Regions from separate parts of the Mus musculus genome. Here region 2 is linked to region 1. A link is a loop called in an ENCODE intact Hi-C map of the cell type or tissue named here. Cell type or tissue: left cerebral cortex. All regions are shown on one strand. Links, peaks and the distances in the headings refer to the core of each region. The heading gives the core; the rest is flanking DNA. Region 1 has its middle 32 kb from the start of Eef1e1. Region 2 has its middle 43 kb from the start of 5033403F01Rik.

Region 1 (17,398 bases), core at 4,729-12,728:
TTGAAAGCACTGGAGGAACCAATGGCTGAAGGAAAGCTTCTGAAAATATCCAGAAGGATCTTGGTGTTCCAGAAGGACGTTATTCCCCAGCTGATATTGGACAAATGTCCAGAAACCATGCAGGATCTAACATAGTACAACGCACAGGGTACAGAGTGACCAAGAAGACCAGGATGTCTGAGTTCCCAAGATATTCAAGATAGTCATCTCCTTCTAGCATGTCTTAGGGGAAAAGAGTGAGAGAATGAGGGAGAATGTAAGGGTTATGAGTCCTGAGTCCACTCCACCACAGGGCTCAACTACTCTGGGAGGCAGGACGTGGGAAGTGGACCACGCTTACCCCATGACATTGTGGTACAGGTGTCGTGCTGTAGGGAATTCATGGGACACCATTCCAGGGGTGGGAGGGTTCAGTCTGAGGCAAGCTGGGGCTGGCTCAGGGGTCCCCTGGCCTGCAAGGAGACCAGGGCTGAATGGTTCCCTAGCTCTTTAGCACCCAGGCACTGCGGGGAGCAGCAGAAGAGCTGAGAATGGAGTGCCCCACCCCCTGCAGGCTGAATCTAGCCTGGGAGCAGGGGAAAAAGGGGGTACAGTTTTTGGCTTGATGGTGGCAGCAGGCTTGAGCTTGGTGGCAACCGTGGCTGGGAACACAGAGAGTCCTTCTACAGGAGATTAGAAGGGCAGCTCTATAGGTAAAGGCCCTCTCCATGGCTCCCCATGGTGGATCCCAATGAAAAGAGGCAGTCCATGGTTTTAAGGCATTTATTGTCATGGTGGAAAGTAGATGAGTAAAATCATACTCCTGTTTCTCAGGGCGGGCCTGGAGTTAAATACCTTTTGCAGGGAGAAATGTCTGGAAAGGAGAGTTTATTGGCTAAGTCCTCTAGGCCTTTAGGTACTTCATTAAAATAGAGACCTGTTTTGAGTCTACATGACCACAGGTCACATCCTCTACCTGTGGAGAGGTTTGGGGCATTGTCCTTGCATGACTGATGGTCACAAATCTATGGGAAGCCGTGGCTAGCGACAGGAGCCTGGTGCCTGGGAACAGGCGAAACACCTACGGTCCCTTCAGGGTCACCGGGGTTTAGCTCGCCTTAGCTCAACCAGGAACTAGGCTGCATTTCAGGGTCCTACAAGAAACCATGCAGGATCTAACATAGTACAACACACAGGGTTCAAAATGACCAGGAAGACCAGGATGTCTGAGTTCCCAAGATATTCATGAGCGTCTCCTTCCAGCGGGTTTTGGGAGAAATGAGTGGGAGAATGAAAGAGAATTTGAAAATTTTTAATTGACCCAATTTGTCCAAAAGGGACCATTTTTTAAAGAAAAAGAGACCATTATCTTTAGATGTCAAATGGAAGTCTTTCAGAAATCAATGAAAATGGAATTTCTAGAGTAGTGTGCATGTCCTAGTTAAAAGCAATAAGGAAAACTTCATTTTTTTTTAACATTTTCATTATCGTATATGAAATTGGCCTGGTTTTATCAATGAGACAAATTACCGATCCAACACCTCTGCCAAAATTGTTATGCATGAGCATGATAGATATTTAGGGAGTGCGTAAATAAAACCTGTGGGAAACGTTTAGTATTTTTAGCTTAGTGTGGACCCATGCTTGTAATCTAACCACCGAGAAGGCTAAGGTGCAGGGATTGAAAGTTCAGGGCCAGCTAGGCCACATGAGAAGACCTTTCCTCATATAAGAAAGAATTAAACAAAAGGGGCTTAGGAAACGGCTCAGTCGTTAAGGTGTTCACTGCACAAGCAAGCTCTGATGTAAAAGTGGAATGCTGTGCCATGTGTCTGTATCCCCAGCAGTAGGGCTGGAAAACAGAGAGGTATGGAGACACAGAGATTCCTGGAGCTCACTGGTCAGTCAGCCCAGCTGAATTGAAGAGCTCCTGGTTCAATAAGAGATCCTGTCTCAAAAAAGCAAGGTAGTGACAGATTGAGAAGGACACCTAATTTCAACCTCTGGACTCCACAGACACACAAGCATACCCTAAATATAACCAATACATACACAGAGAGAGAGAGGGAAACAGAGGGACACAGAGAGAGACAGAGACAGATTTAAACAAAAAAAAAAATAAGAGATCAAAAAAGAACACTTAGAATCCCCCAAAACAACCCTTCTTTGTGGTCCATCCAAATATTATATCTAGAACAAATTACCATAGTGTAATATTTATGGAGTAGAAGAATTTTCATATTGTAAGAGAAGAACATTATACAAGGTCACATCACCAGCAGTAGCTTTAAGTCTAGCTCTGCACAGTTACCAAACCTGTGCATATTTCACTTCTCAAAGTATTTGTAACAAGGACCTCTACCTTTAAGTCACTGTCGTTTTAAAAGGAAAATCTATAATACAAATTCAAAATTCTATAAATATGGAATACTGTATATAAATACACAACATAATTTCCTTTAAAAGTTACTGTTTTGGTATGTAGGTGAAACATTCCTCCAAAAGGCTGGTATCTTGAAGACATGGTCTCTTACAAGCGATGCCCAAAGGAGAGATTTGGGGAAGTGATTGCATCACGAGAGACCTGATTTCATGGATTGATTTACATTAATGGATTCAAATTTTGACTCTTGAAAGGTCAGAAGCCTTGAGAAGCATGTGTATGAAGGATACATCTTGGTGCTGACCACTGCCTGCCCCTGTACTCTGCCTGCCTCTGGACCACCATAGCATGAACAGTCTTCTTTTCTACATGTCCCTAAAGCCATCTGTCTCTCCTTGAGCCCACAGTAATGGAACCAACCCACCATGAGCTGAAACCGAGCAAACCTAAGCCCTCTCTCCTAAGCTGTTTGTGTCAGATACTCTGTCATGGGACAAAAAAAAAAAAAAAAAAAAAAAAAAAACCAACACAAGTGGGCTAGGAATTTATGAATCAAAAGTTTAGTTCTTCGATTCATTATCTACACATCAGCCATGACAAACTATCAGAGACCAACTGCAGGTAGGGGTTGGTTTATTTTAGTTCGTGGTTTCAGAGATTTTGGTTCTCTGTTGTTTATACTATTGAGTTGGGGCCTGCAGCAAAGCTCATTATCGAAGTGGGATCAGGAGATAGCAAAAGGCGACTTTCTTCCCAGGGACCAGGAAACCAGGAGAGAAGGAAGAAAGGGCCAGGGTTGCCAGCATTCTCTTCTCCTTGCCCCGCCCACACCCCACCCCCCTGCACAGTTACCTGACTTCCTTTTACCAGGCTCTATCTCATCAGGAGTCCACTACCAGGCTCTGTCTCATCAGGAGTCCACTACCTCTCAAAACCTGAGGACCAAACTTTAACACAGGGCCTTTGAAAAGTCCCGCACATTCATGTTCCCGCAGCATCTTTGTAACCTTGGGCATGTAACTTAACTATTTGAGTTCAGTGTCTCCTCTGCTGTAAGGTGACAGAGATAATCCTGACATCACCAGAAATACCCTAAGCACAGTATGTATGAGGAGAATCTCAAGGTGCTCCACCAGTTGTTTCCATCCGGAAGTCTAGAGGAAAAAGAACGGAGGTGGATTGTCGTCTGTGGACACCAGCGACCATCCAAATTGCGGACATGTCTGCTCCAACCAAATGGCACTGCGTTTTCTCAGGCTGTTGAAATGTTTGTTTCCACTCAAAGAGCGGTCCTTTGTTAGATTCTGCTCTCTGCCCTTCAGCGGTGAAGTGAGCAGCAAAGGACGATGTCTTTCCCTAGCTGTTCCACAGCGAAGCACAAAGCACTAGACCAGATCCTGGCTGTGTGTCCCTAGAATCAGAAGTACAGACACAGTCCTTTCCTGGCAATCTCTGAGTGCTCCAGGTACAAGAATGTCCGAGCACAATAGAGCCCTGTTCCTCGAGTGACAGGAAGTGGGCCGAGGGGGAGAACACACACATTTCACAACAGGACAGGGCAGTGTATGGAAACATCGATGTTCCTGTTGATTGAGCCTCAGCTAACAGGAAAGTGAGTTTATTTGATCATAGTTCACTGTGGAAAAACATCCTCTCACTACACTTCACATCACATCAAACTGACGATTAAAATAAAATGGTTGCACAGATAATGTGAACCAAGCCTGAACCATTGTAAATATTTGTCACTTTTCTCAGGATGTCACGTACTGCCTGTTGGCTAGAATGCTGTCAGCCAGTGTTAATAGCATTAAAAAAAAAAAAAAAAGGACAAGAAGAGTTCTTTACATACTTTTTAGAAAGGCATACTTGAGGTTAAATGAAGAAGTCATTTTTCTTTAAAGAAAGTGAATCCTCAAACACGAGACTACGGAGTCCACCTGATTTGTATCTCCTAGCTACACTGCTTCTCAGTGTGTTAGAGAACACACGCCTTACTCCAGCATGCACGTAACATCTTGCCATTTAGTGCACATTTTCAAATTAAAATGAAAGAGCCATCTTAGGAACGTCAATGTAAATAATGTTGTCTGAGGTTAAAGTGACGGCCATTGCTCTTTCAAGAGGCAGATTTTCCTAGAAGATGGATCTGAATTGAAAAGCTGTGTGAATAAAAGAACAATCACAATTTTAAATAAGAGCACTGCAACAGAGTTACTAATAAGGGCTGGGGAGTTAGCTCAGTGGTAAAGCATCAGTCTGCAAAGGTCTAGGTTCCAGCCCATTGCATCGAGTGTACACACACAAAAGGAAACAAACTCCCGATGAGTCTATGTAACATCTCCAGAAAGCAGAGCATGACGGTGATGGTTTTACTCACCACACATAGCCCCTGGACAAAGATGTGATTGTCAGGATACCTTTCCTTATTTACTGATTTTTATCTGAAACCCATATCTTAAAAAAAAAAATCAATTATTTTCCCAAAGTACTGTGCCCACTAAAGTGGGAGGTGTTTAAAAAGAACTAGATTCTGTCTTAAGCCTATGTCGGTCATTACTCCTCAGAATAAATCATCTCCTAAAAGCTAAATGCTGAAAACATGAACGTGTAGGGAGGCGAAGCCGGCAGAAATGGAGGGGAAGGGTGCTCATCCTTAGGTGACTGAGAAGAAATTTCCTTAAAGTGATATCTCGATCCCTGAATGCCAACTTCTCCAATTTCAAAGACTACCCTACTGCTGAAAGAATTAAATAGTTCCCGAGAGAGGCACATGCAATCTAGTGTCTATTTCTTCGTAGTTCTGCTTAAACAAGTGACTAAAGAATTCACGTAGCTCCATCTCACTAAATGTCACTTTTGATGAGTTGGGCAAGAAAACCAGAAGGAACCAGAAAGAACACTTGGATCATATATGATCCAGGGTCATCCCAGATGAAGCGGAATGTCCTCTCCGTTCCTCAGAGCTATATTCTTAACACCAAGAACAGAGCTACTGGATGTCCGGGGTGATCACTGGCTAGCTTCGTCAACAAATATCAGGTGGCCGTCATTTATACTCTAACCAAACAGCCAGGATAAACATGAATTAGCCAACGAAGGAACTGAGTGAGACTGAGAAGTTGAGTCCCCAGATTCACACGGGAACTTTGTGGAAGAAGGGAAGCTCATTATGTCCACAGCCCCAACACCTTGTTCTCCAGGTGCCCTGCCAACACTTCAGGGGCTTCCAGGTCACCTTCAATGATGTATGTAGCTTGGTCACCTCTCTCAACATGATGTACCACCACAATTTTACCACCTCAGAAACTGTAAGCTGGAAGTGTTTTACGTAAACTAAGAAGAAACCACTGCTAACTCAGGCCACGATGTCTCCTTCTTCCAGACCACCCTCTCCTCTTCACTGAAAGAGCTTCATTTGATCCATTAGGCACAGCTTTGTGTGTATCATACATGCCCTTGAGTGTGTGTTCAAAGGCAGGAAATTGATTAAGAGAACCGAAAACGTTTGCATTGAATTCTACCTGTCTGGATCAGTTTTTGATGTCATCACAGTTAGCTTACGATTGCATGGTTACACGCGTCACTTTTGCTCTCTTAGTGTCATTAATCATGCAGCACTTCTTCAAGAGACCACAACCTCACAGGCGAGGGGCTGAGCGGGCCTGACAGACTCCAGATTGCAGAAAGATGCTGCACCCTTTGGGGATATCACTGTTCCCACTTCGGTCTCAGCCATTTGCTCAAAGAGATCAAAGGACTGCTTCATATTGTCACTGGAACTTTCTTTCAAGCACTCAGTGAGCATCGGAAATTGTTTATATCTCATGTGGTGATCACTACAGATCAACAGTGGTGTAAGATGCATTCAACTATCAGAGAGTTTTCAATGTGTTTGCTTTTGGAATTGATAAAAAGCAATGCCCATCGATCTGTTACCTGTGCTCTGTGTCTTCCCACAGAATGCAAGGGCAGGAATGTTATTTGGTGTCTTTGCTACGTTGTCTCCAGTCCCAAAGAGACCTGAAATGACCCAGGCAATCAACTCACACTTAACAAAAATATGATTAAATTAATTCATAAAGTCCAGTAAGTTTCTAATGTGAGGGCTTTTGTTGGCAGTTAAAATTTTCTTCTCCAGGCTAGGGATACACTATAAAATGCTTACATCATGTTCACAGGCCCTGAATTCAATACTCAGTACTAAAAATAAAAGCATGAAATGAAGTTTTATTTTCTTTGTTTAAAAAAAAGTATTTAGAAGTTTGGGGTATATCTCAGTGATAGAGTATACACTTAGCTGTAGAAACAATCTTTCTCTCTCTCTCTTCCTCTCTCTCTCTTTCTCTCTCTCTCCCTCTCTCTCTTTCATAAGCAGAGATAGACAGACATAGAGAAAACAGAAAATAGGGTCAAGAAGATGGCTCCATTAGTAACATGTTTTCTTTGCGCACACATAGTGACCTTAGTTTGATCCCCAAGAAATCACATAAGTATCTGGGCTTGGTAACATTTCTGTACTCAGCACTAGGGAGTCAGAGACAAGAATGATCTCTGAAACTTGGATCAATGAACTCTAAGTCCAGTGGGAGACCCTGGCTCAATAAATAAGATGTAAAGTGATTGAGAAAGGTGCCTGATATCAACTTCTGGCCTCTACATGTGTGTGTGTGTGCACATACCACACACACACACACATATGTAAACCTGAACACACTTGTACAAACATACAAACACATACACAAAAAAGTAAACTAAAAAGTATGCTTTTAAAAAATGCTATAGTATAATATCTTTCTTGTAAAGTGTGTTAATAACTAGGAAGAAATAAAGTGACCAAGCAGTTTTGAGGTGGATCTCTGAGTTCAAGGACAGCCTGGTCTACAGAGTAAGTTTCCAGGAAATCCAGAGCTACACAGAGAAACTCTGTATCAAAAACAAACAATAAAAGTTAAACAAACAAAAAGAAAGATAAAGAAAAGAAAAACACCTCTATTATTTACCTTTATTTTCTAAGACAAACTTGTTGTTTATTATTTACTTTTTTAAAGATTTATTTATTTAATGTATGCATATGGATATGCTCTAGCTGTACAGATGGCTGTGAGCCTTCATGTGGTTGTTGGGAATTAAACTTTTAGGACTTCTGCTTGCTCCAGTCAACTCCCCCTCACTCTGGCCCAAAGATGTATTTATTATTACACACAAGTACACTGTAGCAGTCTTCAGACAAGGCATCAGATCTCATTTTGGGTGGTTGTGAGTCACTATGTGGTTGCTGGGATTTGAACTCAGGACCTTCAGAAGAGCAGTCAGTGCTTTACCTGCTGAGACATCTCACCAGCCCATTGATTATTTATAATAAGGTCATATTATCTGCATGTAATTAAAATTAATCTGCCTTACTTTTTATGTATCAATAGGTGAAAACTCCATATTGCAGCCTATCAGTTTATTTTTGCATTGAGTAAATTGAGAAAATTTGCTCTTCAGTAAGCAAATTTTCAAGCATGTTGGTATTACAGAGTCTTTAAAATGCTCTCTATGGCCCTAAGGTAAATGCAGGGTGACCAAGTTAGCATGCATTGGGCTCAAATGCAAGCCCCCCACAAACCACAGGCTTGGGCGATGTTCTCCCAAGTCATGTCCTATGCAGAGAGCCTTCCCAGGCATGTGCAGAAACTCTCTTTGATCTCATGATTCTGATTATGGGGCACTGTGGGCTTGTGGCTCCTCTATCTTGTTTTACACAACTCAAAGTCACACAGCCAAGCTAAGAAAATAGGAGGCCAGCTACCTAGTCAGCATCTCAGATGGCTCACCTTCAGTCTAGACTGGGGAAGATTGCTTTACTAGTTATGTGTTTGTCATTGCATCAAACTATCCGACAGAAGCAACTTAAGGGAGGAAAGATGCATTTGGCTCATGGGATTTTGGTGCATCTGATCGAGGCAGGCATGGCAGGAGGAGCAATTCCATCTGTGGGGGCAGACGTGCTAAGGGGCCACATCATGGGGGACCACGAAGGACTATACCTGTCCAGCATCCATCAGGAATGTCTCACTTCTGCCAATCAAGCTTCACCAGAGCTTTCCCTGCTAGAAGTTAGAAAACCAAACATTCAAAAGAGGAACCCATAGAGGACATTTCACATTCAAACCTTAACAAGTGGAGGCTTTTGCTCCCCAAAGCCCACGTGCTGAAGGTAACATGCCTAGGACCTCGGAAGGAGGCTGTGTTTACAAAGGGTCTTTAAAGAGAGACTTGAGCTAAAGCCAGGCGCTAGTGTAGGCTTCAATCAGAATTGACAGCATCTGTGTAAAATGGAGTTAGGATCAGACACACATAGAAGGAAAGCCATGTGAGGGCATGGGAAGGAGATGGCCACTTATAAGCCAAGGAGAAACTAACGCTGCTGGCATCTTGATCTTGGATTCTCTGAGACTACAAGGAAATCGCTGTTCTGTTTAATCCACCATCTGTGTATGTGGTACTCTGCTATGCCACCCACGATGACTGTTAGAGAGACTAACATGAAGGCAAAGAGAGTCTCTGCTCGTGCCTGGGAAGGCTCTCTACAGACCACATAACTTGGGAGAACATAGCTCTCTATTAGACACCATTAGTGATCGAAGTCAGCAGTACCCTTCTTTTAACAGATTTTAAACACCAAAGGTTTATCTGGTTCCCCACGACCTGTGACTAACGTGGCTTACAGTAGAGGTCAAATAAGGAGGCAGAAAAATTCTCTATCAAACATCAGTTTCAAAAGTCTTAGCTATGCTTTCAAGTTCCTTGCCCACCAAAGCCTCCACAGTTGCTAGAATTCAGGACTGGAATTCAAAGTCTAACCATATCTCTTCTTATGACCCAAGTAGATTATAGGCAGGCAACAGAAGACAGAAATAAGATGCCTGGAAAATACAGCACATTGTTAATCAGCCCTTCTACAATGATTCTGAGCTTGTGGCATCTAACAAGATGGAAAGGAAAGTGTGTATATAGCAGAGGAAAAGGAAACCGGTAAACTATTAGCCTGACACTCTCTGCTTGCTAAACATAGATAATAGATTCATTACCTCAGCCCCCGGCCCCTTCCTCAGCAGTATGGGTTTGATTGTCCTCTTGCCTACAGGTAATTCTCCATCAAAATTAAATCTGTCAGCCAGTCCTCAATTTTATAAACTACTCGGGCAGGGGAAGAGATGGGGTCAGGCAGCTGTGGGGAGGAAAGAGGTTATCTTTCTCAGGGCTACAACACCAAGCCCAAGTTGGTTTTTATTTTTTATTTTTTTAACCTGGCTGTGGCTGTATTCATGGTCCCATAGTGACATCAGCTGGTCAGATTCCCCAATAGCAGCCTCTGAGAAGAGGAAATGGCTCAGAGCTCTCTGGAATTTGCCTTTTCTGATAGAAATATGTGCTACAGGAGGCTCAGACAGTCCCATGTGTGTGACAAGTCCCTGGCAGATACATACCTGCACAGATATCGGGCTTTTAGTGTCTACTTTGGTCTTCAAAACGTATCATTGTTGCTAATGCTTCGTTGTCAACCGACAGATTTCTCCAGTACAACAGTACACCCATGTCTCCCGGAGTTAGGACGAGGTGCCCTCCCACATCGCCAGAAAATGCAGTTGTGAGAGAGACAGCAAGGCCTGGGGTTTAGTCTGTGCACAATAGGTGAAGAAAGCCAAAACATAGAAACAAAGAAAGCCAAAACCTATCTAGACCTTTCCTTTAATTTGGGGGCTATTTGAGCTCCAGAGCCTCTTTCTTGCACAAACTCAAAAAGGGGTCCTAAGAATTTCTTTACAAACACATTCACTTTTGCTTCTGATATTGTACTCATAATCATACGTTTTCTTGAAGAGGATCCCTCAGATTATGCAAGCTTCAGATTTAAAAAAAAAAATAAATAGTGAGATTCATGCCTATGACACTGTATGGCCTGGGGTAGCTATTAGATGGATGCTCTGTCCAGGACTGTACTAGGTACTATGGATTACATGCAGAAAATAACCTTCTAGAGATATCCTGATTCATTAAGAAGCCGTAGAAGCCCATGAAACAATTAGGATTTAAGTAGTGGCCAAACTGAATGGTTAGGATGAGAGACCTAATAACCTGAAAACTCAAGAGACAAAGATAACAGAGGTTATTAAAGAATTGGGAAGCAGGCATAGTGATGCACTACCTACAATCCCAGCCCTTGGAGATGATACAGGAAGACTGGGAGCTCAAGGTTGTCTTCACTACAAATTTAGCGAGGCCAGGCTAGGCCATGAGAAATTGTCTTAAAAATACATACTATCAAATAAAATGCAACCATAAAATTACGATCAAGTAAGAAGAAGCATTTAATCAGGAAGCGCATGCATGGGAGCCACAGAATGCTGGGAAGAGGCCATCTTGAATGAACACGTACAGAGCGACTTGGGGGAAGCCAGGCTGCATGCGAGGAAGCCGTGAGCACTTTGGGCAAAACGAGATGTGACTAGAATTATTGAGAACCAGAAAAGCCTCAAGAATTTGGAGCTGAATCAGCCATCTCAAGGGTGAATGACCTCGAGAATGACCAGCGGCGCTGGACACAATCCCTGTGATTTCCTAACAACTGGCCAGTAGCAGCATCAACACTGCAGAGCTAAGGGAGACCAATCCAGTAGGGGTAGTGGGACAATGTCCTGGCCGCTCTCTTCGGCTTTAGCATGAGCACCAGGTGTCCAGGTGGCCACAACTAAAGCATCAGATTATTACTCCTCCTGCTGTGCAGCAGAGTCGCTAGGCACAGTGACCGGCAGCCTTCAGGAAGGGTCTGCAGGTCCCGCCTACAGTGTCTGTGGAGCATAGTTCTAACTCATTCACCATGCTCACTCCCCTTACACTGCTTTCAAACTGCTCAGATCTTAGAACAGTGGGCATTCCCAGTCTTCAAATACCTATAATATGTGCTGTGTCATTTTAAAATTTGTTTTACTGTGCTGTGGTGTGTGTGTGTGTGTGTGTGTGTGTGTGTGTGTGTGTGTGTGTGTGTGTGTACACGCGCGCGTGTGCGCGAGCGCGTAGGTATGTATGAGTGCAGATACCTACATAGTCCAGAAGAGAATATTGGATCCTCTAGAGCTGGAGTTAGAGGCTGTTTGGCCACATGGGCACTGGGAACCAATCTTGGGTCCTCTGGAAAAGCAGTATGCACTCTTAACAACTGAGCCATCTCTCCATCCCCAGCTTCTAATATTTATAAGTAACCCCATGTCCTACAGATTAAAGGTAAATAAGACCTTACATGTCAGCATATCAAGATTTTTAAATAGTCCCTAAAAAGTATAACTGCCTCCTATAATAGCCCCTTGAATGGCTAGGATTCCCTGTGAATGGGTCCAATGCCACATGAAACATTCTTAAAGTCGGAAGTTATAACCCATTTTCTAGTCTAACCTGGTGTTCTGGTTAGGTTTTGTTGACTTGACAAAGACTGTAGTCATCAGGGTAAGGGGGGACTCAAATGAGATATTGCCTCCATCAGACTGGTTGTCTTAGTCATGGTTCTATTGCCTTGACAAGACAGCACAACCAAGGCAACTCTTACAAAAAGAAAACATTCAACTGGGGATTGGCTTACCATTTCAGAGAGTTAGTCCATGATCACCACGGTGGGAACCAAACAGGCATGGTGCTGTAACAGAAGCAGAGAGAGAGAGAGAGAGAGAGAGAGAGAGAGAGAGAGAGAGGCTAGGCCTGGTGAGGGCTTTTGAAACCTCAAAGCTCACCCCTAGTAACACACTTCCCCCAACACCTCCTGCAGCAAACACACCTTCTAATCCTTCCAGTCTATCAGCAGAAGACTAAGCATGATAAGCCAATAGGAGGCGCTCTCATTCAAACAACCACATGTCTGTGATTCATTTGCATGATTTTTAATGCTGGAAGGCTCATCCCAGAGTAGGTGAAGCCATTCCTGGTCACACAATCCTGGATTATATAAGAAAGAAGGCTGAACAAGCAAGCCATTGGGAGCAAGCCAATAAACAGTGTTCCTCATGGTCTCTGCTTCGGTTCCTGTCTTGAGGTCCTATCTTGACTTCCTCTAGGGATGGACTAGAAGCATTATCCAAACAAACCCTTTCTACTACAAGGTGGCTTGGATCAGTGTTTTTATCACAACACCAAAGAAGCAAACTAACACACCTAGCGCACAGCCATTGCTCAGCGCATACGGGGATGTCTGCTGTGTGGATAGATGGATCTCGAATAGTTCAAACATAATGAAAAGATGAGAATCCTCACGAGATAGTTCTGATAAGAGTGGACCCATCTAGAGTCAGGACCAAGATCACAAAGACTTTGAGCAAACAGGACCAACAGGAGAGGACAACCATCAAATGATGGCGGAGAAGACCGGATGCTCCTAAGGGAGGATTGCTGAAGACAAACTTCCCTTCTCTCTTGGCTTGGGTACCAGTCCTAACAACAACCAAGGCCCTGGATAAAGCTATAGCATCATCAGACCACCTCTCAGGCCCACGGTGCTGTGGAGAATGCATTAGTAGGTCCACACCCAGTACTCAGCACACAGTGGGACAGTGTAGGCTGACCCATCCCATTAAACCTTCACCTGCCGGGCTCTATTCTCTATGTATTCTGTATGTATAGTCAGGCTTTACATCCGGAGTCAAGCAACTTCAAATTGAATATATTCAAAATAAAATGACTGAGTTTGTACATGTACTAGTTTTTATCTTGTCATAAATTTCTAACCAATAAGATATGACAAGTACTCATAAAGCATTTGCCTGGCATTAGATATTACAAGTAATCTAGAGGCAGTTTAAAACGCACAGAGGTTATGTAAACATTACACCTTAAAGGACTTGTTTGTCTCTGGATTTGGGTTCCTAGGCAGTCGCAATGCCAGGAGCCAATGCCCTTTGGATACCAGGAGACAACTATATTAACTCCTTTCATCCTTATGATTCTTACTATTTCAGAACTATCCCACTGTACAGGTGGGGGGGGGGGAAACCCTAAACGCAGAGATGGGAAGTCACTTGCTCTGGGCTCCATTCCTAGCAAATATCAAGAATAATGTGAAGTAAGATAAGCCAGATGTCAAAAGGTATCTCTTAGCTAGAGAATGGATAAAAGTGTGGCATGTACATACACAGGGACACTAATCAGCAGTGAGAAGGAACATAGTAATAATACATGGGACAGCATAGGTGGAACGCAGAGAAATTTTGGGGAGAGGAAAAAACCCATAGATTTCTTATTATTTTAGTTTAGTCAGATTCTAGACAACTTGAATGTCTAGTGACAGAAAGCAGATCATTTATGGCCTGGGGAGAGACATGGAGGGTGGGGTAGGGGGTAGAGAAGGAGAGTTTGGGAGTGATGAGCAAGTTCATTATCTTGATTGTGGTGATGGCTTCATGGGCATATTCATATGTCAAAACACATCAGATCGCACCGTCTAAATATATAAAATGCAGTGGATGTCGTTAGCCCTCAACAAAATATTAGAAATGTTCTAAAGGGTTCTTGGCATGTGATGGTTTTGTGAAAGTTTCGACAGCAGGAAAAAAAAAAATGACTGGGGTCGGAAGTCCATGCAGGTGACTGGTTCCTCCTGGGATGAGTAACTGAGAGGTTACCAAAGGGATGCGTGTTGCCTCCCCACCCCAGGCCCTGCTGTCTAGACAGGGTTGCTTTGCTTCTGGAAGTTCATTGTGATGAATGTTTACAGTGAATACACCTTCACATGCATATGCTCTCCGGCAATAAAAAGATTTTAGGAGCTGGAGAGATGGCTCGGTGGCTGAGAGAACTTGCTACTCTTACAGAGGACTGGGGTTTGGTTTCCAGCATCTGTATGGTGACTGACAACCATCTGGAACTCCAGTCCTAGGGAATCCAAAATCCTCTTTCAGCCTCCTTAGGTACACACATAGTACACAGACATGCAGGCAGGCAGAACACCCATACCTCTAAAATAAAAAATAAATAAAGAAAAGAAAATTTAAAAAACAAACAAACAAGAAATGGAAGCCTGGTAGTGGGGGGACACATTTAATGCCAGTACTCAGAAGGCAGAAGCAGGCTGGTCTTTTTGATTTCGAGGCCAGCCTGACCTAGTCTATAGAGAGAGTTCCAGGACAGCTAGGACTACACAGAGAAGCCTTGTCTCAAAAAAACAAAATGGAAGGAAGGAAGGAAGGAAGGAAGGGAGGGAGGGAGGGAGGGAGGGAGGGAGGGAGGGAGGGAGGGAGGGAGGGAGGGAGGGAAGAGAGGGGAAGGAAGAGAAGGAGGGTGGAAGGAAATTTTCTAGACAGTTTTTTTTTTCATTTTTCTTTTTTTTTTAATTAGATATTTTGTTATTTACATTTCAAATGTTATCTCCTTTCCTGGTTTCCCCCTCTGAACACCCCCTATACCCTCCCCTCTCCCCCTGCTCACCAACCACCTACTTCTACTTCCTAGTCCTAGCATTCCCCTACACTGGGGCATCGATCCTTCACAGGACCAAGGCTCTCCTACCATTGATGACTGAGAAGGTCATCCTCTGCTACATATGCAGGTAGAGCCATGGGTCCCTCCATGTGTACTCTTTGGTTGGTGATTTAGTTCCTGGGAGCTCTGTGGGTACTGGTTGGTTGATGCTGTTGTTCCTCCTATGGAGTTGCAAACCCCTTCAGCTTTATGGGTCCTTTCTCTAGCTCCTCCATTGGGGACCCTGTGCTCAGACCAATGGAAAGCAACCACCTCTGAATTTGCAGGCTCTGTTGGTTGCTCTTTTGTCCTATTGACAATGTCCTTTGCCTTACAGAAGCTTTTCAATTTTATGAGGTCCCACTTGTCAATTCTTGATCTTATAGCATAAGCTATTGGTGTTCTGTTCAGGAAATTTTCCCCCTGTGCCCATGTGCACAAGGCTCTTACCCACTTTCTTCTCTATTAGTTTCAATGTATCTGGTTTTAAGTGGAGGTCCTCTAAACCACCACTTTTACAATTCAGTGTTTTTTAAGAGAAAACTCTATTTCCGTTGACTGGTTAACATATGAGCATCATGTACATGTATGCATATTTTTATGCATGTGTGTATGTGTGGTGTGTGTCGAATGCCCAAGTTAGGGCTGGGAGATACATGCACAGAGACATGTTTATAACTCCCCCCACCTTGTTCTATAGATAGGATCTCTCACTAACCTCAGTAAGGCTGACAACCAGTGACCCCAGGAAGAGTCCTGTCTGTGTTCCCTATAACTCTGCAGCACTGGGATTAATGCATGACAGCTGTTTGCATGGGTACTGAAGATCTGAACTCAGGGGCTCACACAACTTACAAAAGAAAGTGTCTCACTGCTTCCAAAGGGGGAGTCCATGGTCATCATGGCAGGGGCCACAGCAACAGGCAGGCAGGCATGGTAGAGCAGTATCAGAGCTTACATCCAATCCACAACCACAAGGGAGAGAGACAGAGAGGGAAGAGGGGGAGGAGAGGGGAGGGGAGGGGAGAGGGGAGGGGAGAGGGGAGGGGAGGGGAGAGAGGAGAGGAGAGGGGAGGGGGAGGGGGAGGGGGAGGGGAAGTCTGAGGAAAACTTTTGAGGGTTGGTTCTTCCCTTCCACAGTGTGGGTCCCAAGGATCAAACTCTCTCAAATCATCAGCCTTAGTGGCAAATGTTTTTACCCACTGAGCCATCTCACTGGCCCTCTTTTGAGTTTTTAAAAATAATCTCTGCGATATAATTAAAATGCTGAGCTCTGCCGTTTAAATCTTACAATTTGATAGGCAGCGATCATAAAACCATCACCACCATCAGCAAAATGAACACACGAATCCTATAGCAGTCGTTGCCCGAGTCTTTGTCACAAAGATGACACATCACTTCCCTTGCTGTGACAGACTTAATGTCTGCCTTCCTGATGAGTCTATTGAAACCTCAGCATCTGTCCCATGATGGTTCACGTATTTAACCAGTTAGGTGCCGTGATAATTAACCTCATCAGCTATTTGATATTTGGAAACAAGCTCTATAGGTATGCTTGTGAGGGAGTTTCCGCTTTGGGTCAGTTGAGTTGGGAATGCCTATGATAAATATGAGCAACAATCTTCCATGACCTAGAGTCCTGGACTGAATAAGCAGGAAAGCTAAGGACCAGCATGTACTGCTTCCTACATCCTGACTGTGGACACACTATGACAAGCCTTGCTCTCTGCCACTGTGCCTTCCTTGCCATGATGGGCAGTACCTTCAAACCAAAACCAAATCAAACCCTCCCTCCCTCCCTCCCTCCCTCCCTCCCTCCCTCCCTCCCTCCCCCTTCCTTTCTTCTTTAAGTTGTTTTCGCTGGGGTATTTGTTCACAACAATGAGAAAACTAAGTAATAACACTATCTTCAAAAAAGGCAGCTGTTTGCAAGGGCATGTGGTTAAGACTCCCTGGCAAGAGGACTTAAAATCCATAATGACTGAGGTTCACCTTAGTCCCATCCTCACAAATGCTACTAAGTTTCTTCCTATGGAAGGCCTCTGATTTATGACGTCTGTGCTTTGTCTCTTGACTCCAACCACACTGATCCAGTTTGGCATGGGGGAAAGTTGAAGAACTAGGTTGTTGTTCCTTTCTATCGTTTTTCCTAAACACAGATTTCCCATACAGCAGATTTTTCCATTCCTAGGAGGGCTGGACAAAAAAAAACCATTGCAAACTTTTCCTTTCAGATCAAACAAAGGTTGCTAAGTATGCTGCAGAGGTATAAAGGGAAAGTGAATACGTTTCTTGTAAAACTTTCTCACTGTGTTTGAACAGGCAGATCTGTAGTGCCCTGGCCCAAGGCTTCACCACTGCATGTCAGAAGAGTGATGTGCAGATAGCTTGTCACTCTCACTGTGGGTCATCCAATCACAAGACACAGCTTTCTGGGAAGAGTTAGAAAGGGATGACCCTGAAAGAGACCCATCTACACCTGGAGCTGCTTTTAATGATGGGTCCCTAGACATTGAAAAGGAGCCTAAAACCAAACAGAAAGCAGCT
Region 2 (15,619 bases), core at 1,789-9,788, 310 kb before region 1:
TCTTCCCCAGCCAGTCTCTGGCTCTCCTGGTCATGAGAACGGTACTCTGTCGTGTCACTTCTTCCTTGGGCACCTGCCTGAGCCACAGGACAAGCCCGGAATTCTCTCTGTGTTCCTATCAACCGCTCACCAAGGAGCCCCTATGATTCTTGTTTGTTGGTACTGTGTTATTTGATGTTTTCCATTTATCAGACGTTCTTGCTATCTATAGCCCATGGTAGTATGGAACATGGCCCAAGTCTCGTGTTCTCAGGCCTCCTGCCCCATCCTCCTGAGGTCAAAGATTAGAGGAATGTGCCAGTACACCCAGCTTTAACATCATACGGACGGCAGCTAATTATAACTTTCATTCATTTCCCCCCTTTTTAATTTTTACAATGTTGGAGTCGCCTACATGCCAGGAAGTATAATCCCAGTTCTCTTCTTTTAAGGTCTCAGTCTGGCTATTATCTAACTAGCTTTAAGCAGGTCTTGAAATTGTGAAATCTTGCTTCGCCCTCCCAGGGAGCTGAGATGACAGGCCTGGACTCCCATGTGCATACATCGTGTTTCTTGGTTTTGATTCATTTGTGCAGACCATCCTGTGTTTTCTATTTTCTGAAGGATATAGTGATTCTTTTAATAGATAAAAATACACGTGTGCTTTCACCTTACATTAAGTTAATGTTTGTGTTTGTATAGTTTGTAAAGATTGAAAGTTGATAGATTTTAAAAATTCTTTATTACTTTAAATGTCAAAGAAAACCCTAAAATCCAGAAGCATATTTCTCTAACTTCCAATTTTATACACAAGTAGTTTTAAAAGAGAGGTTTATATTTTTCGTGAGCCAGCAAGGAAGACTGGGTTTTTAAAGCTCACTAAATCCTAGATTCCAGGTTCTTTATAGCAGAGGATGTAAGGTGGCCCCATGTAGATTACAGCACACTTTCCTAACACGGGATCACTCCTGTATAAATCCCCAAGGCCACCATATCTAAAGACAGGAGCCTGGACTAGATTAGGCCCCAGTGAATTCTACTTAAAATATAGCCTTTGTGAGATTCTGTGCATCTTATGGGACACCACACATTTAATGCAAAATAGACCATCATATGATGAAGATTTTTTTTACTCCTTTTTAAATCACATATTATTCTTATGAATCACCTTCCTTTAACACTCAAAAGCTATAAATATACTGAGACTTCCCAAGGCTTGGCAGTCTTGTTTCCTCATTGGTTGGGAGACATGGTGCCACGTGACAAAACTAGCCACACCCTCCCCTGTGTTTCCCAAGAGCTGTGCTTCAGCCTTTATAACGGGGATCCATCCCATAATCAGCTTCCAAACGCTGACACCATTGCATACACTAGCAAGATTTTGCTGAAAGGACCCAGATATAGCTGTCTCTTGTGAGACTATGCCGGGGCCTAGCAAACACATCCTAGAAGTGGATGCTCACAGTCAGCTATTGGATGGATCACAGGGCCCCCAATGGAGGAGCTAGAGAAAGTACCCAAGGAGCTAAAGGGATCTGCAACCCTATAGGTGGAACAACATTATGAACTAACCAGTACCCCGGAGCTCTTGTCTCTAGCTGCATATGTATCAAAAGATGGCTTAGTCGGCCATCACTGGAAAAAGAGGCCCATTGGACTTGCAAACTTTATATGCCTCAGTACAGGGGAACGCCAGGGCCAAAAAGGGGGAGTGGGTGGGTAGGGGAGTGGGGGGTGGGTATGGGGGACTTTTGGGATAGCATTGGAAATGAAAATGAGGAAAATACCTAATAAAAATATTTTTTTAAAAAAAGAAAGTAGTACAATTGTGGCTGGAAACAGGGAAGCAAGCACCAAAGTAGCCTCCAAAGGAGAAGGAAAAGAGTCGCTTTCAAAATTCAGATTCCTTTATTCATTCACTGCTACGTATTTCACGTTTTTGAAAGCGTTGCCCCTGTTGAGAGACGTGGGGCAAATAAAGCCGCAGAGTAATTCCCACAGTAAGACGTACTGTGTGTTGCAAGCAGCGTGAATGGGAGACATCAGCAGGAAGTGAGACACACAGGAGCCTGAGTGCCTGAGTGCATCCGGGCAGAAGAACGTGTTCCTCCCTAGCAAGACCTGTGTGCCTCCTCAGGGGCTCCATCATCGTCTGATTGTTCTGCTCCTTCCCCTACAAGCTCCCTGCCCTGTCAGCCTCCTGACCCCATGGCCCTGGTTTTAAAAAGTTGTGAGGGAGACTTAGATCAAGTCAAGGTCATGACTGTTTAATGGACTGAATTTTTAATGCATTGATAACTATAGCCCTTGTCATCAAAATCAGCCCAGGGCAAGTATAGCAGAAGCGGCAAGTGGCCTTCAAGATTCCAGCTCCTCTTGCCTCCCGAAAGCAAAAACCGAGTTTTTAGGTAAATACATTGGTCATTGTTTATCTAAACATGGGCATAAGTATAAAGGTGTGTGTGTGGACTCTATGAATTATCATTAAAGGTATAAAATACACCCTTTCCCACTTTCTGGATGATTCTTGATTAATCAGCTAACACTAACCTCTCTCATTTGAATAGCTGTCTTAGTCCCTGACGTCATAGTGGCAGCCAATCAGCAGCCTTGGACTATTTGTCTCAAGAAAGAAATTACCGTGTGTAAACCACATATAGGAAACTCTCGCCTTGGCTGGTACTTGTGATTTTAGGCTTATACAAGCTAGAAAAACAAATCTTCATATGACTGATACATGGGTTCCACGGAAGACCAACCAAGACGCTGCTACTCCTGGTACAATTCACTGGCTGGCTCAATAACGTCTGTCAGTACAACAGAAAGTTCCTATGGAAACAGACCCTGTGTGCTAACAGGTTTCTTGGGTGACGACATCTGTATACATTCAAGTCTGAGGGGCACAGTCCTAAGACCTCTGCCTGCTGCACCCAATCATGCACAGGTCCTGCTGGTATTCTTCTTGGCTGTGAGCAATTTCACAGCAGGATCTTCCTGTTAGGATCAATAACAAGAGTTGGCCTGGGCTGGAGAGATGGCTCAGTGGATAAGAGCACTGACTGCTCTTCCAGAGGTCCTGAGTTCAAGTCCCAGCAACCATGTGGTGGCTCACGACATTCTGTAATGGAATTTGATGCCCTCTCTGGTGTGTCTAAAGACAGCTACAGTGTACTCTCATATACATAAAATAAATAAATCTTAAAAAAAAGAAAAAAGATTTGGCCTTTGGCAAAATATCCAGGTTCTAGTTTCAGATGTTTTAGCCACTAGGAGGTAGCTCTCCATCAAGGTCTATATTTCCCATTTAATAGATGTCAAATAAATAATTACGACCCTAAGTTTTCTGTGTTTCAGAAAGCAAGGAACAGAAATGTCACCAAGTAGTTTTTAACGAGGAAGTACTCCCCTCTCGCTTAGTTTGTAACCATATACAGTACCAGTCTCTTGCAGAAATGGACACACTGTAATCTAGAGGCAAGTTGCCTAATCCCAGGGTGAAACCTTCTCCCCCTGCAGTGATTTCTTTGTAGAGAAAGAAGCAGAGAGCATGTACAAAAGCTGGTTGTATCTTGGAGACATCAGATAAGTTTGGCCCCTGTACTGGCTGGACTTGTGTGTCAACTTGACACAGCTGGAGTTATCACAGAGAAAGGAGCTTCAGGTGAGGAAATGCCTCCATGAGATCCAGCTGTAAGGCAGTTTCTTAATTAGTGATCAAAGCAGGAGGGCCCCTTGTGGGTGGTGCCATCCCTGAGCAAGCTTGGGTTCTATAAGAAAGCAAGCTGAGCAAGCAGGGGGGGGGGGGCAAGCCAGTAAGAAACATCCCTCCAGGGCCACTGCATCAGCTCCTGCTTCCTGACCTGCTTGAGTTCCAGTCCTGACCTCCTTTGGTGATGAACAAGAATGTGGAAGTGTAAGCTGAATAAACCCTTTCCTCCCCAACTTGCTTCTTGGTCATGATGTTTGTGCAGGAATAGAAACCCTGACTGAGACAGTCCCAGTCACATAGCACACCAGAGGTAGAAGTTAGACTCTCCTGGGCCTTGGATGTCAATGGTCCTTCTCTCAGACAAAAAAAAAAAAAAAAAAAAAAAAAAAAAAAAAAAAAAAAAAAAAAAAAAAAAAAGAAGGAAAGAAATGATGGAATAAAATTGAATTGCACCAATTTTGACCCTGCAAAATCTCTTCCAAAGGCTACGTATATGTAAAGGTCCAAAGCTGTGTGGTGTCCATTTCGAACGGATAACCACAGTGTAGAAATGTAGCCCTTCTAGAGACACTGTTTTATTGATATCTTGATCCCCTAATTATTAGAAATAATCATTACCTGAAATTGGCCATGCTTAAAAGTGAGATTTTTAAAGAGCAGCTTCCTGGGGGGACCCCAACATGGTTTTGTTTTCCCGTGCTTTATTTGGGGTTGGTTTATGCCTGCTCTTGTACTGACAATTAGGGGAACTATGGTAGCTCACTCTCCTGCCCAGTGTTCTTAGGGAAGTAGCAGCCCATGAGGCCAAAGACCTGGGAGCTCAGGTTCAGACAAGCCTACATTTATAACTCAAAATTTACAGTATGTTAAATAGACCATCAATTTTTTTCAATGCTTAGCTGTGTGTACTTTAACATGTATCAAATATGATGTTAAAATGTATAGCCTAACAACTTTGACACATGTGCCCCCACCCATAAAACCATCACCACAGTCAAGACAGTGGGTATACCTATTATCCAGCCTGAAGGTTTTCCCATGTTACTATTTAATCCCTATCATTCCCACCACCCCCACGCCACACCACCCTGCTCTCTAACCATGGCTGGCATTGCTTTCTGCCTCTAGTGTGAATTCCCTAGCAACAGCATCACGCCGCTTCTTTCGGGTAGCCGATGGATGGCTCTTAGGATTACCTGTGCTGGTGAAGAATGAGCGACTTGCTCTTCTGCTGTGCAACGCTATTCCACTATAAAACTGTTATAGGAGCTATCCCTTCTCCACGGAGCCAGCCTGCTGCACATCTTCTGATCATACAGATCATATATGCTGGAGCTGAGAAGTCTTTATTCTGTTCCCCATCCCACTTTCATGTCACATGTTTATTCTCATTTGCCAGTATTTGGGTTCTTTCCAGTGGTTGCTATGATGAGTAAGGCTTTGTATCAACATACGCTTTTGTTTCTTTTGATGGCACTTCTGAAAAAATCACACAAATGAATATTTAAATTTCCAAGATACTGCCTAAGTAGTTTCTCATTTTAAACTCACCTAAGAGGAGCATGCCAGATCAAGTTTCACAGCGTTCTCAACGACCCTATTATTCATTCATTTGTTCATTCATTCGATCTTTCAGTGCTGGGAATCAAACCCAGTTCCTCACACATCCCAGGCAAATGGTCCACCGACTGAGCTCATTTCCATCGTCCTAGTATCAGTCTTTCTTTTCACTATGATCTTCATGTAATATTAATATTCCTTTCTTTAATCATTAATGAGGTTTGGCACGTCTTTATATGCTTTGTGCCTGTTTCTTATATCTTTTGAGTAAACCTTTAGCTCTAATCTTTTAGCTTTTTTTAATGGTGTGGCTTGTTCTGTCATGGCTACATTTGGGAGTTCATTCCATGCCTGGCTATAAGTGCTTTGATGCATTCCTTACTTGTAAGTCTACGTGTGCGCAGCCCTAGCCTACTCCGTGCATTCTCTTGACAGTTCCTTTCAAATAAGTTTTATATAATAAAGACCAACTTAGCTGAGTGTTTTTTTTTTCTTGGATTATGCTGTTGATAAGTCTAGTTAGTGGCTACCTCGATTTCACAGACAGTTCCTTCTGTGTCTACCTCTAGGCATTTTGTATTTTTAGATGCTTAATGCCAGGGTGTTTGGGGTGAAGTTTACATGTCACCTTGGGTGGTTGCCCAAATCTCTTGTTGTAGGAACTATCCCATCTCCATTGACCCAGCCCTGCTGGAAATATTTTGATCATATATACTGGTCCCCCGACCCATTCCTTGCCACAGTCAATGCCACAGGGTTTGGCTTACAGTACTTGCCTTTGGAAGATGCTATCCTGCCAAACCGTGTGGCATTGACTATGGAAAGAAATGAGTCTGGGAGCAGAACAAAGATTCCTCAGCTCCAATATATACTTCGCTGTTTTCATCATTGCTCGGGGGCTGCTCTGTGTGATTGCTGACTCTGTACTCATTTCCAAATCAGTTTGTTAAATTCTGCCAAGTGTCTGTGAGGATTTTGAATGAGATTGAATTGGATCTATCCATCAATTTAAAGAAAATGCCATCCTAAGAATATGGCGTTCCCAAGACAAGAACATTGCTCTTCTTTCTCTCAGTTCATTTAGGTTTGAGAACTTCTGTCAACAACACTCCTCTGTTTTCAGGGCATGACATTCAGACCTTTTTTTTTTTTTAACTCCAAATATTTCTTTCACTGTTCATTTGAACACTATTATTTAATTTCTAATTGCTCACTGGGAAACTATAGAAATAAATGTGTATTTTAATCACATCCAGCCTTAGTTTTAATTTTACTTCGCTTTGTCCTGCTTTATGAAAATAGTGAGACCTGTCAACAGACATGAAGCCTCGACAGTGATGACAGCCATAGGTTTTGCATCGGTCTCTTTGTCAGGATAGATAAGCAATATTTTCTTTTTTCCTGGTTTCCTAAAAACTAATCAAGAATCAATGTTTAATTTTTTGAGCCAAATTTGAATCAAGCTTTGTTAAATGCTGACTAAAATGGACTTTTGTCAGGACCACTCCCCTTACTACTCAGCTGAATGGCCCCAAGACACCTGTTGTGGGGGCTTTTATGGACAAAACCACTTCTCACAGACCAAGTAATATCCTGGAATGCTGGTAGTCATAGTTTTGTTTGTAAAAATATAAATCGTATTGGAAAATATGGTGGCCAAATGTTTTTGTCAATGTTTTGTGTTTGTCACTGGCTTTCCCAGTTCTACCAAGACAAGCATATGTTCGTCTAATTTCCTTTCCTTTCTTTGAAGTGGAAGGAGTGGTTTATCTACATGAAGAATTACATGCATTGTGTTCTAACTGTTGCTAACTCTCTGCCTTCCCAGGATCAACTTAAGTTGATCAGGCTATATTATGCTTTCTAAAAATGATTGTGGGTTCTATTTGAAACTTCCCTTAATTCATTTTGTATCTAAGATCATTGAGGGGCATCGGGCTGTAATACATTTTCTTATATTTTGTCTGGAGTTTGAGAGCTGAGTGATGCCTCTCTTCAAGGAAAGATCCGTAAATGGGCTTCCCTTTTCAATTTTCTTCAAGTGTTCTCAGACTTAGTATTGGAAAAAATAGAGCTTTCTTTGTGGGCTGCTTTTTAGTTCCTCATAAATAAATAGATTAATGGGAAAAAAAACCTTTGTTTCCCCATTTCTGCAAAGAATACCCAAAAATCTCACACAAAACACTCAGAATTGTTACCTGTATTAAACATTCAGTAAGGATGAGAACATTGTGTCCCCAGAAATGACGTCTCTTTCCCATTACCAAGAAAATCAATGGAAAGTAATTGATAAACTTTACAAAAAATATAAATATACCATTGCTATTATCCTTTTTACATACACATCCATTGTTCTTTGCTCTGGCCTAAAATTGATGCTTAAGAAATATCAACTAACTGTTTGGCATAATTGTTTCATTTTGTTACCTATGGGGAGAGACTTATGATTTAGTTTGTTTGGGTAAGTTTTTCACCTCTCCACCTTGAAAATGATTATAATAGTGCCTTAGACAATCAGTGTTCTTCTAGCAGTATGTTACACATGAAGAGAACATCAGCCCTAATCATGGATCCCCAACTCCAGTTCAAATTCCTATTATAGGAGACAGTGGACTTACATTTCAGTTACCAGCTTCTTTGGGGCAAGTTCTTTGTATCAAATTCAGACAAATACAGCAAATGGAAAAATGTGATGAAATTTTATTTACTACCTTTAAAAATAATAATTCTACTATCATAATACTTTGATTTATTTGGACTCATCTGTCAGAATATTAGTTCTGTTTTAAAAGTTAATCATATGCTGTACTTTTGCATTTCAGGATATGCCATATTCTTATTCATTACAGTTCCTCTTTTTTTTTTTTAATTTGTGAAATAATCTTGAGCTCAGAGAAAGAGGAAGAGACCACTGCTGGCAACTAACAACTGATTGAGAGCCAGCATGTATTTTGGATGTCTTTTTATGGGGGGAGGGGGTGCCAGCAAGATGCCAGTAGCAAAGACTACTAATTTACAATGGCTGACATGCCTTTTTTTTTTTTAAGTAATAGAAAGAAATAAAGTGGAAAGCTACTCAAGGTGAAATTCACTGTGAAGAATTCATGTTGAAAGTTTTGGAACTTTTCCATGGCAACCAATAGAGAGCACTCTTGAGAGGTAGGCCTTTGGCTTATCTCTAGATTGAACCACATTGTTTATCTAGCACAAAGGTTAAGGCCCTTTCATTTAAATCCCAGTACCAAGATCCTGGCCAATGCTTTCTTTTGCAAGAAACTTGCCTGCCACTTTGATCAAACCATTTGAAATTACTCAGCAAGACTGTCTGTCCTTAACTGAAACTTGCTGTGGTATAGTGGTTCTCATCAGTTGACACAATCCAGAATGACCTGGGAAGAGTCTTCATAGGATTGGGCTATGTGCATGTCTTTGGGGGTTGTCTTCATTGATGGATGTGAGAAGATTCTTTCTACTGTGGGTGGTGTCATTCCCTACACAGGGTGCCCTGAGCTGTGTAACAATGGAAAAACATAACTGAACACAACCGAAAAGGTGAATGAATATGTGTTCATTAATTTCTTTCTGATTTTGACTGTAAATATGACTAGTTATATATGAAGTTTCTGCCTTGATGCCCCCACAAAGATGGATTTGCAATTATAGCATGAAATAAAACTTTTTCTTCCCTAAGTTGCTTTTCATTGGGATATTTGATCATAACAACATAAATGAAACTAGAACATGTGATAATGAAATTAAACTCTGGAGATCACTAATGGGTAAGAACTAATGGAAGACAAAAGTGATAAGCAAGCTGAGTTATCCTTATCAAAGTTTCACAGAAGCAGAATTTTTCGAAGATAATGAATTCCAAAATGGTTAGAATTAAAGCCTTGTACTTAATTTCATCTTAATTTAAAGACTTAATACTTCATAGAGGATTTTGGTTAATGCTATCATTAATTGAAACTAATCTTATGAAACTCCTCCATAATAAAATAAAAACCATAGATTATTATAACTCTGTAAAAGAATTACCAGCATATTGCTTATTTATTTTTCTAAGACAAGCATAAAATACAAAATAAATTAGATACCCAACATAAAATAATGATGTTTTGGAAGTAATGCATTAAGAAAGTACAGGAGTTTTTCAAGAAGTTAAATATTTCCTATAAAGCTTAAAAATAATTTTCATGATTTGTTTAATTTGAAAAGCCACACAGAAGATATTTTAAAACAAAACAAAAAATAAAGACATCCATGCATTAGAAAATCGTTAAGGACAAGTTACAAGAATATCATTAGCCAACCTTTTGAAGATTTATTTATTATTGTTATGTTCCTATGGCTAACATGCTTTTATGCACACCGCATACACGCAGGAGCCCATGGAGGTCAAAAGAAGGCATTGGATACCCTGGAACTGGAGTTACAGATGGTTATGACCCATCGTGAGGGTGCTGAGAACTGAAACTGGGTTCTGTGAAGGAGAAACAAGAGAGCCAAACAAAGTCTCTCCGCCGGGGATATCAGAGGGCATTATTCTCGGAAACTTCTACATCCCCAATGATGAGAAGAAGGGAAGAGAGAGATTAGTTGCAAGAGAAGGGAAGAGAAAGAAAAGCGATGGAAAAAGCACCGTTCTTTGGTTGTAGCAGATGGGAGAGCACCGATGCTTTGGTAGTAAGTAGGTGGAAAAGTCCTCGTCCATCTTTGATACACGGTGGGAAAGCACTGGTCCGTTAGTTGCACGTTGTTCCTCTTTGTCTCTCAACACTTCGAGGTGAGGACATCAATGAGCATCTTGTTATCTCTGTGGCTGGTGAGGAGCCACAAGACTCCCGAGACCTTGCTCTTGTCAACCAACACTTTCGCACAATGTCAGCTCCATGGGTTTTACCACGCCCACTCTTCCACCACCTACTTCCCGCTTCTCTCTTACCCAGAATCCATTTGTCCTTGCTTTCTCTCTTCCTCTCATAAACTGCACTACCTGAGCATGAAAGTAATTGTCTTTGAGGAGGACCCTCTGATAAGAACCGTGCTCTGGACATAAGGAATTGTCCACAAAGGCAGAGTCGTGACTGGCTGTGACCTGGGCGATTGTAAGCATCTGATCTCACTTTTCAATTACTGTTGAGGGGATGCCACTGATGGCTTTCTAATCCTGACACCATCCCTGGTGGAGCAGCGTCTTGAGTCCTGACAATATTTAGACAACAGCTAAACCAGAAACACCGGTTCCTAATCCCAGACAGTCACTGCTTCTTTGACTTCTATCCTTAATGCTTGCCATCTCCTTTTAAGCATCTAGAGCAAGCTGTTCATAGTCAATTTCATATGACTCCTTCAGTCTTGTTAGAGGAAGGACTTGTGAGCTCAGCAAGGAAAAGGAAAGGAGAGGGGAGGGAAGGGAAGGTGAGGGGAGGGGAAGGGGAAGGATAAGGGGAAGGGAAATGGAAATTTGAAAGGAAGTTAGGAAGTAAAAGAGGGAAGGAAGGAGGAAAGGAGAAAGGAAGGAGAAGAAAGAAGACTTTGTGTTACATTGCTTTTCCTCCAATGGATAAGTTGACTTTTTAATTACAGACATGTTCACGTGTGTACATGTGTGTGACCTATATTAGTATGTGTGTGATATGAGCCTAGTGTGTGTGTACATGCCCATGTGTGTATGTGCCCATGCACACTTATGCAGAGGACAAAAGAGGATGTCCAGGCTCTTCCTCCATGAGGCTTATCTCATTCTTTTGAGACTCATTCTCTCACTGAACTGAAGCTCCCCATGTCAGCTAGGCTGATCAGCCAGCTCCCAGGATGCACCTCTCTCCATTTCCCAGCTCCCAGGATGCAACTCTCTCCATTTCCCAACACTGGTGTTACAGGGACAGCCATGCCCACCTTTTACATGGATGTTGGAGACTTGAACTCAGTGGTTTCTGATTTCACAGAAACTCTCTTGTCCAGTGAGCCCTCTCCCTGAACCAATGATAGAATTGTCAAAAGGTGAGTTTTGCAGGCCTAGGTAATTTCCTTTACTACACAGACACAAAAACTTTCCCAAAGTCACACAATTTATGGCAAAACTGAGGGTGCTTTCCCCACTGGCTCTGTAGCTGTCTGTATTCTCAAGCACAAACCACCTGAGTTATGTCTACTCAAAATTTATGACACATAATTTTCAACAACTTAAGCCATATAAGATATATAAGCATGATTTTAGAAAAGTATTTATTAAAATTGACTGAGTTTTAATTACAAAATAATCTTAAAAAAAGAAATACTTCAAGATTGATCATCAGTTGTGTGTGTGTGTATGTAAGAGAGAGAGAGAGAGAGAGAGAGAGAGAGAGAGAGAGAGAGAGAGAGATCTTTCCAAAGAATACACTAATGAATTGACCAGGAGTTGATTGTCAAAAATGTACATGGGTTAGTCCCCATTGACATTTTGGATCCATGAATTCTAAAATTCTAAGAGTCTACATTGCAGTAGGAAATTAAAAAAAAAAATCAACATTGCTGAAAGAGTCAGATCCAACCAATGGACAGAAGCAGCTGACCTCTGCTGTTGAATTGGGGAAGGCTGAAAGAAGCTGAGGAAAAGAGGACCTTGTAGGAGGTCCAGCAGTCTCAATTAATCTGGACCCCTGAGATCTCTCAATCACTGGACCACCAACCAGACAGCATACACCAGCTGATATGAGGCCCCCAGCACACATACAGTAGAGGACTGCTGGTCTGTGCTCATTCAGAGATGATGCACCTAACCCTCAAGAGACTGGAGGCCCCAGGGAATTTAGAGATCAGGTAGGGTGGGGGGTGGGAACATCCATGTGGAGATGGGAGAGGGGGAAGGAAAGGGATGTGGAACAGTTGGACAGGGAAAAAGGGAATAAAATACGGAGTGTAAAAAAAAATAAATAACGTTTTTAAAAAAGAAAAAAGAAGAAAAAGGGAAAAAAATATGTCCATTATATAAAATTTTCACATTTCTGTTTGATTTATTTTACTTTTTATGAAACTATTTCTAGAAGTACAGAGAAGAGAAAGATCTTCACAGGATGCCAAACGTTAGAATGTAGGGGACATAAAGGGGTGTGGCCTTGTTTCGTGCTTGCTTTGTAATTAAGTAAGGTAAACCCCAAACAGCAGCTTCAGAGCAACACACATGCACGATCGTACACACACACACACACACACACACACACACACACACACACACACACACACCTGACATTCACTCTGCATTCCTCAGTCATCACTCACTTAAAGCTTGGCCTCAGGGCAAGTCGAATGAGCTCCACAGTTACCCATCTGGATGTCAGTAAGACGCCTTGACAGGTGCATACTCTTCAGTGCATAAAACAGCTCCGCAAGTAAAAACCAGTTCAAAGACGCCCTTTACAGAAAGTCAGTTCGCTATCTTGACACACACATTACTGAAGCACAGGATTAACGTCTGCATTCCAGGATGATGTCACAGGGAAAGGTTTGTCCTTTCCTTTTCCAGGACTTCTTAGGGTTCTGAATTTGGATTAAATTGATTGCATGTAAAACAAAATAGTCGTCATGATTTTGGAGTATTATTATTCGCGCTTCATAGAATGGCAAACAGGGCAGTAATGAAAAAAAGTTAAGTCTGTCCCATTGCAATAAAAGGAAAGAGGCGCATGGCTGTTCCTTGAGCCATGAACATCACAGACAGAGTTATGGTGTCCGTGTCAGCAATTTATAATAAAAGATATAAGTGGCTCCAACTGAAGCCATAGTAAGACACAAAGGTCTTGCCCTTCCTGGTCAGGAGTTCTGCCCTGTTGAACGTTGAGAACAAAAGATGTTTAAGTACACAGAACCTGGCTTGAATACATTTTTTCCTGTTTATTAGGTTTTTATATTGTTTGAAATGTAGCTCTCTTTCCGAGCCATTTTCTGGCTTCCTGGGTTTAACGAAAAATTACTTTCTTCAAACACTGAATGACTTCACTATCAAAGATATCCATTTCCCATAGATTTCTTACAATAGATACATGGCATTTGTTTTCTCATGTCAGCCTGATGAGAGACTGACGCTAGCTCTAGTTGTCCCTTTGTGCTTCACATTCTCTGTTTTCACACCCTGTTTATCTGGTAGTTGAACCTATTTTCAGTTCCTGCTAATTTACCTGTGGTATTTATATATATATGACGTGTGTGTGTGTGTGTGTGTGTGTGTGTGTGTGTGTGTGTGTGTGTGTGTGTGTGTGTGTTTGTGTGTGTGTGTGTGTGCATCATGGTGTGTGTTGGGGGGAGGGGCTAAGAAGTTGTTTTCCTGAATGATCATTATACATGTTAAGTAGTCGGTTCTTTTGTAATGTTATCCTAGTACACAGATTTTAATGACATAAAAACATCAGCATATTCATTGACTGATGTGATTTGAGAGTTCTTGATACTTACATTTTGTTGAGAAAAGACATTCTATTTGGCAGCGTGTAATAGGTGAGACAAAAAGGGACTTTTCCAAAACAACTGCATTTAGAAATGGTTTCAAAAGAACGGTAAGGCCATATTGCTGGAGGTTTCACCTATTTCTCTATTCTCTGTTTAATTGCTGTGGAGAAAACCTTATGTAAATTACAATGAAGTATCAATGATGACTAAAAATAATTCCTTATACACTCTTCATTAAAACCAGTATCTTCCTTCTTTTCTCAAATTTACTTGCTCAGAACCAAAACTACCAACCTGTCTGCTCTCTCTCTCTCTCCATTTACTTTCCAGTAGAAACTGATAGTCAGCCTTTTTCATGTCCATGGTGTCCTTTCTAATGCATAAAAGTTGAGCAGAAGTTCCAAAGGATTGGGAAGGTGGGAAGTGCTGATCAACAGCTACACAATCGGACAGGAGGGATGAGTTCTGGCATCTCCTGTACAATAGAAACACATAGTTAACAACAATGTACGTCCCGAGGTAACTGGAGTATTCTGAATGCACTCAGCATGACAACCTCCAAGGTGATAGGTATGCGGATTGCATGCTTTCCATATTACATTGTACCAAATAAATATGTGTTGGTATTATATCCATAAGAAAATAAAAGCAATAAGGGGAAATGATCTCCAGCTTCTACTGAGCCAGCTTACTGTGTCATATCAGAACACGGCACAGCCCAGAGTCTCCTCCTAAAGCAGACCTCCCGTGAATCTCATGAGGAGGTGGTTGCTCTTCAACCAGCTTAGTGTCTGACTCGCAGGAGTCCATAAATGATTGCTTTTGAAATATGTGCAAAAAATTCTGAAGCTGATACTTTCGATAACAGTGATCACTCATCTTCTATTTATATTTAAGTAATGTTTTATTAATTCTTTAATAGTTTCATCCAATGTATCTTGATCATATTCATTTCTTCTTCCTAACTTCTTTAAACTCTATCCCACTTTCCTAGCCATCTAACTTATGTACTATTTTTATTCAAACCCAATTTGTGCTTGCCATATACTCCTAGGTGTGAAATCATCTCTTGGAGCATGGTTGACCTACCAGGTACACACTCTTTAAAATACTGAAACTCCTCCTGGCAGCTATTAATGGCTATATGTACTCTGCCCATTCTCTTGGGAATGGGAACACACCCAGTGGTTGACCTACCAAGTGCTCACCCTTAAAGAATACTGACTCTCCTCCCAGCAGTTATCAACTGCCAGCTTTCCAGCTAGAAATGGGACTGCATGTCCACCTCCCCCCTCCTATGCTGGGATTTTTGTCTACCATGAGCTTGTACTGGTCTTGTGCATTCATCCCATCACAACCACTATGAGTTCTTGTGTGCAGCTGCCCTGTTGCTTCCAGAAAAGTTTCTTGTAGTCATCCATCTCTGGCTCTTACAACCTTTCTCCCCTCCCCACCCCCCACGGTGATTCCTGAGCCTTCCAGGCATAAAATGTGGCATAGATGACCCTTAGGGCTAAGTACTCTGAGGTCTTTCATCTCTGTATGTTGACTGATTATGGGTCTGTGTGTTATTCTTCACAAAATGAAAAAAAGGGCTTCTCTGATTTAGTGAGGTGTGAGTGATGTCTCACTAAACACACATATTAGTGATGCAAACCTCCTCCCACCACTGTGTGTGTGTGTGTGTGTGTGTGTGTGTGTGTGTGTGTGTGTGTGTGTGTAGCAGTTTGGTCCAAACTTCTAGGCTTTGATGACCCTTTGGCTTGAGCTTCCCAAGTAATTGCAAGTCCAGACACACGCCATCATGCCTAACTTTAATCTTCAAATTCTAAATGTCATACACTGCACCTAACATTTGTTGTGCCTTATTTCTTTTTAACACAGTAGCTCTTGGTGTACATTAGCGTTACCTGACAATTTGTTGGAAATGTAAATTCCTAT

Evidence for each region. Peaks named below come from ENCODE experiments on the same cell type or tissue, not always from the same donor. Only the 100,000 strongest peaks of a DNase experiment are listed, where the experiment ranks them.
Region 2: it touches region 1 in a loop (3-fold over the local background); 18 of 42 quality-filtered maps call a loop at or near these places.

Annotation. Positions count from the first base shown.
Region 1 is chr13:38,682,516-38,699,913 of GRCm38, reverse strand. No RefSeq gene overlaps it. Among named protein-coding and RNA genes, the nearest start is that of Eef1e1, 32 kb to the right of the region's middle. In left cerebral cortex, for the core only: a CTCF peak has its summit at 9,706 (motif pointing left); DNase peaks (open chromatin) are centred at 8,851 and 9,709.
Region 2 is chr13:38,996,094-39,011,712 of GRCm38, reverse strand. No RefSeq gene overlaps it. Among named protein-coding and RNA genes, the nearest start is that of 5033403F01Rik, 43 kb to the right of the region's middle. In left cerebral cortex, for the core only: no CTCF peak of the experiment used is centred there; a DNase peak (open chromatin) is centred at 4,869.